Regions from separate parts of the Homo sapiens genome. Here all the other regions are linked to region 2. The links are chromatin loops, found by intact Hi-C in ENCODE. Cell type or tissue: Caco-2. All regions are shown on one strand.

The links. Hi-C counts contacts between places; a loop is a spot of excess contacts. Peaks named below come from ENCODE experiments on the same cell type or tissue, not always from the same donor. Only the 100,000 strongest peaks of a DNase experiment are listed, where the experiment ranks them.
Region 1: a loop joins it to region 2, with 1.8 times the contacts of the local background. A loop is called at or near these places in 1 of 110 quality-filtered maps.
Region 3: a loop joins it to region 2, with 1.9 times the contacts of the local background. A loop is called at or near these places in 1 of 110 quality-filtered maps.

The regions. Positions count from the first base shown.
Region 1 is chr10:28,771,848-28,776,847 of GRCh38, reverse strand. All of the region lies in intron 2 of LINC01517 (long intergenic non-protein coding RNA 1517), which reads right to left. Among named protein-coding and RNA genes, the nearest start is that of LINC00837, 22 kb to the left of the region's middle. In Caco-2, no CTCF peak of the experiment used is centred here; a DNase peak (open chromatin) is centred at 2,567.
Region 2 is chr10:28,881,997-28,886,996 of GRCh38, reverse strand. No RefSeq gene overlaps it. Among named protein-coding and RNA genes, the nearest start is that of C10orf126, 38 kb to the right of the region's middle. In Caco-2, no CTCF peak of the experiment used is centred here; DNase peaks (open chromatin) are centred at 2,036 and 2,446.
Region 3 is chr10:28,719,784-28,724,783 of GRCh38, reverse strand. The region is part of intron 2 of LOC107984170 (a long non-coding RNA gene); the gene reads right to left. Among named protein-coding and RNA genes, the nearest start is that of LINC01517, 21 kb to the left of the region's middle. RefSeq lists an enhancer at 2,299-2,800. In Caco-2, no CTCF peak of the experiment used is centred here; DNase peaks (open chromatin) are centred at 2,353 and 2,563; H3K4me3 peaks cover 1,177 bases.

The sequences.
Region 1 (5,000 bases), 110 kb after region 2:
TTGCAGCCTGAACCCTCCCTGGGCTCAGGTGATCCTCCCACCTCAGCCTCTGGAGTAGCTGGGACTTCAGGTGCAGGCCACCACACCCAGCTAATGTTTGTACTTTTTGTAGAGATTGGCCACATCACCCAGGCTTGTCTTGAACTCCTGGGCTCAAGTGATCCACCCGCCTGGCCTCCAAAAGTGCTGCTATTATAGGCATGAGCCACTGCACCAGGTGAGAAACATGATTTAAAGCTAGCTAGCTAGTTATTTTTCTCTGCTGGTCCAGTATTAAAGGAGATTTTCATGCAAGAATGAGATCTAGAAGAAATGATTAGAATCTTATTTTCCCGCAGCTGACATTCTATCCCGGCCTCTCAGACCTGATCAGCCATTAGAAAAGTATGGTTTCATCATAATTACAGCAAACACTCATTGACTTCTTGGTATGTGCTAGACACTGTATTAAGTGTATTAATTGCATACCTTATCTCGTCTAATCTTCACAATAATTGAAAAAGACAGGAACTACAATAACTCTCATGTCATAGGTTGAACAAACCACAGGGCATAAAAATTGAGTAACTTGCCCAAGCTCATACAGCCTGTAGTGGGTAAAGCCAAAATTCAAATCAGCTTTGTTTACCTCTTGCTACTCAAAGTGTGGTCCCTAGACCAGCAGCATTGGCACCACCTGGGGACTTGTTAAAAATGCAAAATCCCCAGTCCCACCCCAGATTTACTGAATCAGAATCCTTGAAATTGGGGCCCGGCAATCTGTAGTTTAAAAAGGTCTTCAGAGGCTGGGCACAGTGTCTGATGCCTGTAATTACAACACTTCGGGAGGCTGAGGCAGGTGGATTGCTTGAGGCCAGGAGTTTGAGACCAGCCTGGGCAACATAGCAAGACCCCATCTTAAATGGTTTGGCTCTGTGTTGCCACCCAAATCTCATGTCAAATTGTAATCCCCAGTGTTGGAGGTGGGACCTCGTGGGAGGTGTTTGGATCATGGGAGTAGGGTTCTCATGAATGCTATAGCACCATCCCCTCTGTGCCCTTCTCATGACAGTGAGTGAGTTATCCTGGGATCTGGTTGTTTAAAAGTGTGCAGCACCTGCCTCTCTCTCTTCCTCCTGCTCCAGCCTTGTAAGATGTGCTTGCTTCCCTTCGCCTTCTGTCATGATCATAAGTTTCCTGAGGCCTCCCCAGCCATGCTTGCTACAGAGCCTGTGCAGCTGTGAACCAGTTAAACCTCTTTTCTTTATAAACTACCCAGTCTTCAGTATTTCTTTATAACAGTGAAATAACAACTAATACACCATCTCTATAAAAAATAGAAATAAAAAAATTAGCCAGGCCTGGTGGCTGGGAGGTCAAGGGTGCAGTAAGCCGTGATCATGCTACTGCACTCCAGCCTGGGTGACAAAGCGAGACCCTGTCTCAAAGAAAAAGTTCATGTTTTAATTATCAGGAGCTCTTCTTGTTCTCTGACTGTTCTTGGGTCACAACAACTTGTTCTTATTTTAGGAATGTAATGTCATCCATATCATCCTAAATTGTTCCGAGAACACTAAAAAAAGGGGTTTTTTTTTTTTTTAGTTATTTTTAGTTCCCTGAGTTATATCTATTTTCTTCAGAATCTGTTGTTCTGTTTGTTCATATTAATCCTTCCCTTTTCTGAAATTGGCATAATCAAATATCTAGTGTTATATCTGTATCAGTCCATTCTCACACTGCTATAAAGAGCTACCTGAGACTGGGTAATTTATGAAGAAAAGAGGTTTGACTCACAGTTCTGCGGTCTGTACAGGAAGCATGACTGGGAGGCCTCAGGAAACTTACAGTCGTGGCAGACGGCAAAGGGGAAGCCAGCACCTTCTTCACACACAGCAGAAGAGAGACAGCGTGAAGGGGAAAGTGCCACACACTTTTAAAACCACCAGATCTCATGAGAACTCATTAACTATCACAAGAACAGCAAGGGGGAAATCTGCCTCCATGATCCAGTCACCTCCCACCAGGTCCCTCCCCTATAATCCCCAGGGATTACAATTCAACATGAGATTTGGGAGAGCCAAACAGAGCCAAACCATGTCAATACCTATGGCTCAAGGACAAAGCTGATTAGCACAGATAGCATGGGTTTCTCGGGACTCTTTCTTAAGTGAGGGAGTTCTGTGCATACACTGGGTAAGTGAGTGGGAGTGCTGTCAGGCAGCCTTCCCTATTGTATAGACCAGGCAACCTAGAGATCCCCAAGATTGTTAGGGAATAAAGAACTTTGGTGTAGTTCACACCTGAGCAAAGCTGTCTTACTTAGCCTTTGTTCCTCAGGCCCAGGGTTACCTCCAGCTTTTTTCTTTAGGCCCAGCACCTATATCCCCTTACTCTAAAGGGTTAGGGTTCTTTAGAGATGATTTGGTTTTATCCACTTGCCATAATTTGCCCATGTTTGCTTTGAAATTGCACGGTGGACTAGAGAAGAAAGAGAGGAGAAGGAAAAGCTCTAGTTGAAGAAGGGGGTTCCAAAGTCCTGAATTCAGAACTTTAAATAAACACTCTGATGGGTGCCCTCTGACCCATCCCTGTCCTTTGTGTTGGATGACTCTGAGCTTGGAGCTTCTCCAGCCCTCTCTTATCTCTAGAATCTCCTCCTCTGTTTTTACTTTTGTTTGCTTTTCATATTTGTCCATCTGCTTTCTTTCTACCAGCATGTATTTCACGCTCTGTGATTCCTTTATTGATGTCCAGCACTGTGGTTTCATTGGATAGATTAATAGACAGACAGACAACAGATGGGTAATAGTTTCAGTCATTTCAGTGGGACCTTGAGAAAGCATGAAGGTTGATAAGTATGCTCACTCTCTCTTCTTGAACAAGAAGATACTCAGCAAAGATTTCAGCATATAGAATTTTTTGTTTTAGAAGTCATATTTACCTTTTCCTCCTCCCACCCTATCAAATTATATCTTCAGAAAATTATCAGATAAATACATATCTAATAAATACATCACCTAGTAAATACTTACTTTATTTTATTTTATTTATTAATATTTATTTATTTTGAGATAGGATCTCACTCTGTCACCCAGGCTGGGGTGCAGTGGCATGATCCTAGCTCACTGCAGCCTCTAACTCCTAGGTTCAAATAATCGTCCCACCTCATCCTCCTGAGTAGCACTACAGGCACACACCACCATGCCTGGTGTATTTGTCTGTTCTCACACTGCTAATAAAGACATGCCTGAGACTGGGTAATTTATAATGAAGAAGAGGTTTAATGGGCTCACAGTTCCATGCGGCTGGGGAGGTCTCATAGTCATGGCAGAAGGCAAAGGAGGAGCAAAGTCACGTCTTACATAGCGGCAGGCAAGACAGGGAGCATGTGTAGGGGAACTCCCCTTTATAAAACCATCAGATCTCGTGAGACCTATTCACTATCATGAAAGCAACCTGGGAAAGACCTGCCCCCATGATTCAATTACCTCCCACCAGGTCCCTCCCATGACACATGGAAATTATGGTAGCTACAATTCAAGATTTGGGTCGGGGCACAGTCAAACCATATCACCTGGGTAATATTTAAAAATTTTTTTAGAAACAAGGGTCTCACTATGTTGACCAGGCTGGTCTTGAACTTCTGGCCTCAAGTGTTCCTCCTATCTCAGCCTCCCAAATTGCTGGGATTACAGACATAAGCCACCATGCCTGGCCTTAGCACTTCTTTAAGTATATACACACAGACACACATGAACATAATGGGAAATGTTAGAAGCCAAATTGTAGTAGAAACAAAAGCCTAGCTTAAAAAAAATTACCATTTGAGAATTTCAGGTATCATGAAAGTACAAACATTCAAATATTTTGTGGACATTTTCCTTTTATGGGGAATTTAATTGCATGAGGTCAATTAAGGTTGAATCTGAACATCTCTGAACCCTAATACGTCTACCAATCAGATGAACTAATAACTTTCTGGTGATATTTGGTGGCCAGCTGAGAAAGCAATGTGGTATTTTAAGAAAGGCGATAGACCAAACCAAACTAACCACATCAAGGTAATTCTATACATCTCATTTTTCAAAATGTCTATGACTGCAGGAACCTTTGAAAGTTTATAGAAAGGAAGTATTGATAAATCTATGTGTATTTCAAAGAAACTTTTTTTTAATTTTAATTTTTATTTATTTATTTTTTTTATATAGTATTTATTGATCATTCCTGGGTGTTTCTCGGAGAGGGGGATTTGGCAGGGTCATAGGACAATAGTGGAGGGAAGGTCAGCAGATAAACATGTGAACAAGGGTCTCTGGTTTTCCTAGGCAGAGGACCCTGCGGCCTTCCGCAGTGTTTGCGTCCCTGGGTACTTGAGATTAGGGAGTGGTGATGACTCTTGACGAGCATGCTGCCTTCAAGCATCTGTTTAACAAAGCACATCTTGCACCGCCCTTAATCCATTTAACCCTGAGTGGACACAGCACATGTTTCAGAGAGCACGGGGTTGGGGGTAAGGTTATAGATTAACAGCATCCCAAGGCAGAAGAATTTTCTTAGTACAGAACAAAATGGAGTCTCCCATGTCTACTTCTTTCCACACAGACACAGTAACAATCTGATCTCTCTTTTCCCCACATTTCCCCCTTTTCTATTCGACAAAACCGCCATCGTCATCATGGCCCGTTCTCAATGAGCTGTTGGGTACACCTCCCAGACGGGGTGGCAGCCGGGCAGAGGGGCTCTTCACTTCCCAGACGGGGCGGCCGGGCAGAGGCGCCCCTCACCTCCCAGATGGGGCAGCTGGCCGGGCGGGGGCTGCCCCCCACCTCCCTCCCAGACGGGGCGGCTGCTGGGCGGAGACGCTCCTCACTTCCCAGACTGGGCGGCTGCAGGGCAGAGGGGCTCCTCACTTCCCAGACGGGGCAGCTGCCGGGCGGAGGGGCTCCTCACTTCTCAGACGGGGTGGCCGGGCAGAGACGCTCCTCACCTCCCAGACGGGGTGGCGGTCGGGCAGAGACACT
Region 2 (5,000 bases):
ACTTTGGGAGGCTAAGGCAGGCAGATCATGAGGTCAGGAGTTTGAGACCAGCCTGGCCAACATGGTGAAACCCCATCTCTACTAAAAACACAAAAATTAGCCAGGCCTGGTGGAGAGCACCTGTAATCCCAGCTATTAGGGAGGCTGAGGCAGGAGAATTGCTTGAGCCCAGGAGGCAGAGGTTGTAGTGAGTTGAAATCGCACCACTGCACTCCAGCCTGGGCAACAGAGCAAGACTCCGTCTCAAAAAAAAAAAATTAAAAAAATTAGAAAAAAGAATTAAATGACCATATGATATGCACTTAATACTATGGCACGTAACACAAATTAAATGCTCAATTAATGTTAACTATTATTATTATTGCTATTACTACTTCTAAGATTATGCTTAACTAAGTACTGATCAGGAGAGCATGCCACCAGTGATCACGCCCCCATTTCAGAAACTTACTGAAAATGAGCAAATGGGATATAAGTTCCCACTAATGAATTAACAGTCACTAGAGGGGTGTCCCCTCTCCCCACAAGGAACAAGCTTACTCTCAATCAAAACTAGAGGCTATGAGTGGAGAAACACACGGCCAAGAAATCACAAAGAAGGCAGAACCCCAGTCAAAGGGTAGGGCCACTTTGATGCATATCTTGAATGCTCAAATTAATTTCTAGAACCTAACTCATTCCTGAACAATTTTTTCTTTTTCTTTTTTCTTTTTTTAGCATTGGAGTTGGGGTCTTACTCTGTCACCCAGGCTAGAGTGCAGTGGTACAATCACCGCTCACTGCAGCCTCAAACTCCTGGGCTCAAGCTATCCTCCCACCTCAGCCTCCCAATAGCTGCAACTACAGGCATATTCCACCATGCTCAGCTAAGTTGCTGGGGGTTTTGTTGGTTTTGTTTTACTTTTAGAGAAGGGATCTAAACAAAGGATTTAAAATGTGTGCTCGGGACAGACAATTCACAGCCCAAAGGGCACAGACACCTCAAGTGTCAAGGCCCCTCCATCCTAGGGAAGAAATGCTCAGGCCGTAAGAATAGGGAGGGCTGGGAGACAGGGGTGAATCAGGATTTTTCCTTCTTTTTTTCTTATACATAGGCCTCACTTCTGTTTTAAGGAACCTGGAGCTCAGCATGCTTCATTAGGTTACATAAATTAATCTTTAATATCTCAAACAAATCCAGAAGCTGTTATACAACAAAGTCATTTATTTTAACATGTTGAAACACATACCCACACTGCACCCAGAAGAACCACAATTTTTTCAAGCTATCAATTATAGCCATTAGAAACCAGATAATTCAGAGTTAGTCCTTGATGCAAGCAAGCCAAGTGGTTTAAAGTCTATTCAGAGATGTAATATACACTTTCATTACTTATAAAACAAACTTTTAGGGTTTTTTTTTGTTTTTTGTTTGTTTGTTTGTTTTTGAGATAGAGTCTTGGTCTGTCGCCCAGGCTGGAGTGCAGTGGCGCAATCTCGGCTCACTGCAACCTCTGCCTCCTGGGTTCAAGTGATTCTCCTGCCTCAGCCTCCTGAGTAGCTGGGATTACAGGTGTGCGCCCCCACCCCTGGCTAATTTGTTTGTATTTTTAGTAGAGACAGGGTTTCACCATGTTGGCCAGGCTGGTCTCCAACTCTTGACCTCAAGTGCCTTGGCTTCTCAAAGTGCTGGGATTACACGCATGAGCCACCGTGCCCAGCCAAACTTTTAGGTTTTTTGTTTTTTGTTTTCAAAGCTCATGTGTGGCAGGCAGCACTCTTCCTAACTGGCTCAAGACTGACTTTGGCCGGGCGCAGTGGCTCATGCCTATAATCCCAGCACTCTGGGAGACCAAGGTGGGAGGATTGCTTGGGCCCACAAGTTTGAGACCAGCCTGGACTACATAGTGAGACCCTAACTCTACAAAACAAAAACACAAAAATTAGCCGAATGTGGTGGCACATGCCCATAGTCCCTGCTCCTCGGGAGGCTGAGGCAAGAGGATGGCTTGAGCTCAGGAGATCGAGGCTACAGTGAGCCAAGATTGCGCCACTGCACTCCAGCCTGGGCTACAGAGCAAGACTGTCTCAAAAAAAAAAGAGAGAGAGAGAGACTGATTTTGTGCTATAGTAATAATGTTACTAAACTTAGATTTTTGAAAGTCTTCAGACAGATCCTTGAGACAACCAGGGACCAAGGGCCTACTTGAGTCAAGGTGTTAAGTGTTAGAAGAGGTTCAAACTAAACACTTATTAACTAAATTGTTAACTTGGGGGATAAGATCCCACTTAAAGAGGCAGTACTTTGACTGTTTGAGCACCAACAAGGAAATGCTGTAATACCTTAGTCATATTTGCTCTCTGGGAAAATAATAACTGAATATATGTTTACTGATAGAAGTAAGTTCTCTGAAGAATGACAGAGTGAGTGTCATTTTCTAAATATTAAACTCCTTCGGCCTGGGGGAGTGTTTCTCATGACAAAGGACTTGCTGTTTGTTTAGGTATTAGTATGTATTAATAATGAGTTTTCAAAGAGTGGAAGGGTTGAGGACTGTTTGACTAAACTCTTTCAGAGAGTTCAGTGTACATAAACTGTTCATTAACAAGAGCAGAAAGATCCCTGGAGGTAAAATTTGGATTTCAGAAATGTGATTTTTATTATATTTGGAACCAAAGCACAGTAGGAATGCATATCAGATTATAATAGAGAGATAAGATTTGAAATTCAATTACTTGCCATAAACAGTTCATGGGTACACGCTCCAAGGATCAATCAAACGAATAAAATGACGACAACTTGGAATCATGCTATTATCAGAACAGGATATCTGAGGAACATTGCACTCTAACTGAGTGCTTCAATGGAAGATTAATTATTCTGAATATAAGTAATTCTAGAAATAGTGTTTAAAGAAAGCTGGGCCTATGGTGGAAGACGGCTTGTCATTCCCGACCACTCTGAATGTTTCTCAAACTCCCCTTTGTACAACAATGTAGCAAACACTGAAGAAATATGGCCAGGAAGTTTTATAATTTATACTCTCAAGGAGTCTGCGTTAGTAATGGAAAACAGGACAAACAGACATAGAGATGACACATAGATGAGTGATATACACAGAGAGACCTCACTGCCTGGAGCACAGCGAGGATGCCAAAATTATAAGAACTCTCAAGAAACTTACAATCATGCTCAGAAAATAAAATATACATAGGCGATAACTAGTTTTCTAATAATCAAAGAACAATATATCAGAATCTAAGCATCTTAGAGGCAGTTGAGAAATTAGAGTTGATAGACTAACTCTTTGATAGATGAAGAAGAAATAAAGATATGAAAAAAATAAGGCAGAAACCAATAATTAATGAGTGACTATGGGTAAGACAGACCCCAGGCTGGTCGCCTTATACATTATCTCATGGAATACTCATGACAGCTCTGTGAGGCATGGGGATTACCCTCCTTTGACAAAGGAAAGGACAGAGGATTTGAGAGTTGAAGGAAAATCACACGGCTAAGAAGATGGATCAGGGACCAGACCCAGGTTATTTTGTCTATGTCTGTGGTCTTTCCCCAGACAATGCAGGGAGGGGCTAAGTGCCAGATCTAATGCCTGGTAACAACATGGATATGTATATTTGAACCCAGAGGAGACAAATCTGGGAAATCTTCACAAGAAAGCTGGAATTGAACTAAGATGTAAAAAGAACATAAACCAGAAACGTCTAAAGAACAAAGTAGCTCAGATGGTTTCTACCTCCAGTGTGCGTCTTTCTCACCCATAAAAGAGAAATCTTCGCCAGGGCTAGGCATAGGTCTTACTCTCCATGAAATTTTCAGTGCCAGCCCTCATATCTGGACCTCGGTACCCTGAGTAAGTGTGTGTTGAACTATTAAACGCGGAGAGACTTGGGGATGATAGTGGTAATAGGCTGTGAATTGTAAATTCACAATTGTGAATAGGCTGAGAAACAGAGAGCAGATGTTGCCTAAATGAACAGCAAATAAATGGGGAATATGAAAATTTAACAGATTTATCCAATTATGGTGTCCATTCTGCTGCCCTCCTGTCCCCCATGGGTAGCTGACCTCTGACCTTGGCTAGAAGAGTATTTGCGGTTTTAGAGTCGCTGAGCAAGGGTCACATCATTAGCCCCAAGGTTGAGGGTATTTCTCCCTCCTAAGTCCTAAGAAAGTCAGTGTGAAGGTGGACCCAGGGTCTGAGTCCACACTAGCGGGCGGGAGCAGAAAAATACCCCAGACCCACCATTACCAACAAACCTGTCAATTGCAGAACTTTGGCTGGCAACATTCTTGGCTTGCGGGTGAGGAGAGAGTTGGAAGGGACAGACAGAAAGGTGCCAGTGAATCAATTTTAGTTTTGGCAAACACTGGATGGAGACACATCAATAACGGTAGGGCTGGAGATTAATTAAGAAAAAACTTTAAATGGAAGAGATAATCTATTATATCAGATAATCTATTATAGCAGAGGCATGATCTTAGCTCACTGCAATCTCTGCCTCCCAGGTTCAGGCAATTCTCCTGCCTCAGCCTCCCAAGTAGCTGGGATTACAGGCATGTGCCACCATGCCCAGCTAATTTTTGTATTTTTAGTAGAAACATTCATTTAGTGCATAAATTAATATAAATGAAATATATCAATAGAACAGTGCTAGATATAATCTAAGTTCCAGATTTTGCCCTTTTCTCTTTTTTTCTCAAATATGTTTAGTTGTGTAATATCTCAGCAATTCAGAAGAAATGAAAACAATGACAATGACCAAGGGGTTCATCCACTAGATCTAAGAAGTATTATCCTTAACACTATCTTTCCTTTAGTTACCTTTTTATTTTTTGAGAAAGAAAATATTTTAGTGCCAGCTAAAGCATCCCCATTTCATTGTTTACTCTCCATCACCAGAGATAGACAGTAATTGACTATATTTTTATATTTTACAGACATAAAACTGTAAGCAATATATAGTAACATTTGAACATCTTTAAACGTACAGATGTG
Region 3 (5,000 bases), 160 kb after region 2:
ATAATTTAAAAGCCCAGTTGTTATCATCATTCATTTTAATTTGGTTTTGGGAAAAGATAGGAGGAAAGAGAGAAAAAGTTATATTCTATCAGTCTTAAAATTCAATATATAAATCAAATTTAACTTCAAATTTTCCACTTTCTGGTATTCTGCAAAAATCCACTAAATTTCTGCCTAGTCCCAAGAGGTGATGCTACCATCTTATAAGTTTAACTTTCTCTTATGCCAGATATTTAATGACCCAACATACAGCACTGCAAAATCCTTTCTTGGCTAGACTCTGCATCTAGCCATTACATCTGCCTTTAACAGACTGTCAGTCTGGCAAGAACACCCACTATATGAAGAGCTGCTATTGATCTCAGGTATAATTGGTTCACAGCCTGGCCTGTGTCAGGGTTGGCAACACAGGTCAGTGGAAATATGCACAAATTAGACATGATCAATAGGTGGTTTCCAACCTCTTTCCCATTGGCCCAAGTGAAGGTAACAAGCACACAACAATCTTGCCCACCTATAAACTGGAATTTACCACACAAGCAGTCCAACTTTTCCAGAGGATTAAGCGGGAAGGCAAGAAATTAAATTATTAAATATGATTGCTCTTTGCAAAGCATGATACTGTATAAATACCAAAAATATTACAGGTCAGATGTGGTGGCTTACACCCAGAATCGCAGCACTTTGGGAGGCTGAGGTGGGATGACCACTTGAGCTCAGGAGCTCAAGACCATACTGGGCAAGATAATGAAACCTCGTCTCTACTAAAAATAAAATTTTAAAATTAACCATGTGTGGTGACATGTGCCTGTAGTCCCAGATACTCAGGAGGCTGAGGTAGGAGGCTCTCTTGGCCAGTGAGGTCAAGGCTGCAGTGAGCTATGATCGTGCCACTACACTCCAGCCTGGACAACAGAGCAAAGACTCTGTCTCAAAAAAAAAAAAAAAAGCAAAAAAGCAAAAACAAAAAAGTTACTTTGTTAGGCTGGGCACAGTGGCTCACACCTGTAATCCCAGCACTTTGGGAGGCCGAGGCGGGTGGATCACCTGAGGTTGGGAGTTCAAGACCAGCCTGACCAACATAGAGAAACCCCGTCTCTACTAAAAATATAAAATTAGCCAGGTGGAGTGGTGCATGCCTGTAATCCCAGCTACTTGGGAGGCTGAGGCAGGAGAATCGCTTGAACCCGGGAGGCGGAGGGTTGTGGTGAGCCAAGATCACGCCATTGCACTCCAGTCCGGGCAACAAGAGCAAAACTCCCTCTCAAAACAAACAAACAAACAAACAAGCAAACATGATTTTGTATGGGGGAAAAAATGGAAGGATTCATGTATTTCCTCATCACAGTTGAGAATATGGATTAATACAACTGCATCACAGAGAATTCATTGTATCTTATGTATACACTATATCATATCACTCCTTTGGATTTTAAATTTACTAGGTCAAAAAATTTCCCTTAACAGCAACAACAGTAAAAAATAATATGTGTAGATGTTTTACACGGTGGGCTGGGGGGGCGGGAATTAATTCTTCAAGCATCAAAGGGGAGACTTAATGTTGTAGAAATGTGGCCAAGTTCATCAACTTGGAAAATTAACTTATGTGCCTGGGTTGTATTGACTTCATCTGCTCTTCCTTCTCCAGAACAAGTTAGAAACACTCAAGATTTTGCAAATAAGGAATCCATCTGTCCATGTAGTCATCAAGAAGTTGGGGGTCTCTTTCCAGTTATCTGAGAAAAGTGATTTCAATGCTCTGAAAACCCCCTCGCCACCCCCCACCTCCCCCAGGACTTTCACAAGAAATTCCAAGGTCTTTCAGCCTGGGCCAAAGGAAAAAGAAAGATATTTTTTAATTAAGAAATCAATGCAAAAGCGAAATGCCTTTGGTGTAAGTCCTCTCCGAGTCGCTTAGAAACGTGAGAAAATCTGCTCGAGCTAAGCTATCTTTAATAATACCAATTCTTCAGCGAGCTCCTCCTAGGTGGATTCACATATAGGCCCCCCCAGAGAGAGGCACCTCTGCGGAAATGAACATTGACCTCACGTGGCTGAGTCTTCTGCAGCAAGGGGATGCCATCCCTGCGGCTCCTAGAGCCACGTGTTGCTGGGGCGCATTTACACCTGGCACCGGGATGGGCGGTGCGTTGAGGCGCTTGGAGGATCCCACCTGGGCGGGGAGACTGAGCGCTGATGTTAGCTGGAGCTGCCTCAGCATTTTGTGTTCTTGATCACATTTCACAGGGATTTCACTCCCGCCCGAGCACCCTCTTTCGGCTGCTGCTGATGGGACGCGTGCATCAAGAGATCAGTGGACCCAGAGCGAGGTGGGGACGTGACACAGGGCGGCGGGGCCTCGGGGGACAAAGGGGACCCGCTCTCGGAAGGGGACGTCCGGGCGTGCGCCATCGTGAAGCGGAGACGTTTCTATTTCCAGCCGGTCTGCCCAGAGGCTGAGTTTGCCACATCAGTGACGGCTGGCCTGGGAAGGTTTCTCTAAAATAGCCTCCCACTTGTGCTCAACATGAAGCTGAACCCATTAATTCAAAACACAGCTCTGCGCTTCCTCCCCGCCGCTGCTTTCGCGACAGACGCTGCCCCAGCAGAACAAACCCTTGCATTTGGAGGCCCGCGCGGCTCCGGAGCGCTGAGCCCGTTTGTCTAAACAGCTCTCAGCGGTGGTTCTCATTACAGGGAGACAGCCCCACGCAAACAGACAGCCCTGCTCCTTTAAACACAGCAATTTGGGCTTGTCTGTTGCTCCCTGCTCTTTTTTTTTTTTTTTTTTAAATCATTTGGACTGTAAAGTAATTAGAGGGATAGACATTCCCAAAATAAGAAGATCAACAGCTGAGCTTTGTAATTCTAACGTGAGCACACATATCATTTCAGGCTCTCCCAGGACCCCTAGGCAGGTACGATTTCAATAATCAAAGCGTTTTGCATACATTTTCTAATTACCACTCTTGCCCTTGGATTTTTTTGTTTTTGAACTTCCAAGCTCGCCAGTGCCACAGAGGGTGGGCTCCATCCCCTCTGTCACCGCCTGGCTTCTCGCTCCCATCCTCAGCCTTGCCCACCGCTGAGCACAACCTTGGTTTGTTTTTTTCCCTATCAAAGCGCTGTGCGAAGAAAGGAAAATAGTGTTTTGAGGGGGAAGAGTAAGGAGTGGTAATTATATTCCTAATCACATGTAATTTAAGAGAAAATGAGTAGATGGGAGAGGCTATTTAGCTCTTGACTCCGTGTAATTCCACAGTCTGGGACCACAGGCACCCCACTGTCACCTGGGTGTCTTTCAAAGCCACCCTAGGCTCAGCAGCCAAACGGTTAATTACAAGGGAGAAGCTGCTCTCCAGCAACTGCAGCTCTAACTGTGGAACACTGTCATTAGATGACAATGGCAGCCTTTGCCCCAAATCCAGAGCCTACCTCAGACTGTTCCCCTGGGTTCTCTGCCCCACTTCCGAAGTGGGAAAGGCACCAGGCATGTACAAACACATGACAACAAACAGTAGGGCTGCACTCCGTTTAACATACCAGTATTTTTGTGCTCAGTACATTAGATATGTCACTCATGACATTTGCACAATTCAATTAATGAACGATTGAATAATTTACTGAGCAAAAGCTACTCACATGGGTAACATTGTGCAAAGAGTCACATTTGTTAGTTCATCTGTGAAACAAACACCGACTCAAGGATTGCTGAGAGGATTTAATGAGATAATAAATAATAATGACTGGGTGCGGTGGCTCACACCTGTAATCCCAACACTTTGGGAGGCCAAGGTGGGCAGATCACTTGAGCCCAGGAGTTCAAGACAAACCTGGGCAACATGGAAAATCCTCATCCCTATAAAAAATTAAAAAATTAGCCAGGCCTGGTGGTGCATGCCCGTAGTCCCAGCCACTTGGTAGGCTGAGGTAGGAGATCACTTGAGCCCAGAAGATTGAAGCTACAGTGGGCGGTGATCACACCACTGCACTCCAGCCTGGGCAACAGAGCAAGACCTTGTCTCAATAAAACAATAAAATGAAATAAAATTAATAATAATGATAATAAAACTTTGAACACTGCCTGACACAGCAGGTGCTTAGCAAATATTAGATATTAATACGTAAAATTCAAGCCTGAGCAACATAGTGGGACTCTCTTTTTTTATTTCTTTATTTTATTTTTCAATTTTTTTTTGAGATGGAGTCTCGCTCTGTTGCCCAGGCTGAAGTGCAGTGGCACGATCTCGGCTCACTGCCACCTCCACCTCCCGAGTTCAAGCAATTCTCTTGTCTCAGTCTCCCCAGTAGCTGGGACTACAAGCGCCTGCCACCATGCCCTGCTAATTTTTTGTATTTTTAGTATAGACTGGGTTTCACCATATTGGTCAGGCTGGTCTCGAACTCCTGACCTCAAATGATCCACCCGCCTCGCCCTCCCAAAGGAGACCCTGTCTCTTAAAAATTTTTAAATTAGCCAGGCATGGTGATGCACACTTGTAGTTCCAGGTACTCAGGAGGCTGAGGCAGGAGGATGACTTGAGCCCAGGAGTTCGAGGCTGCAGGGAGCTATGATTGCACCACTGCACTCCAGCCTGGACAACAGAGGAAGACCCTGTCTCAAAAAAAAAAAAAAAAAAACCTTAAAATTCCGTGCATATGAGTTGTGTGTCCAGTACTTTACATACATCTTATTTCATATTTACAATAATACCATGAAGAAGACTATTCTTGTTCACATTTCACCAAAAACTGAGAATTAAAGAGATCAAAAAACTGTGCCCAAGGTCACACAGCCAGTAACAGAAGTGGGATTTAAACTCAGGAAACGTGACTCAGCAGTCTGTTATTTAATCAAAACATTCCTCTCTTTCTCTCCCTCCCTACGTCTTCCTCTGTCTTATCTTGTGCATATAAATATATGTATAATATTTTACATCTTTAAATAATTTCATACAAACGACCTGTTGTTAGAACCTAAGGATTATTATTTTCCCTCA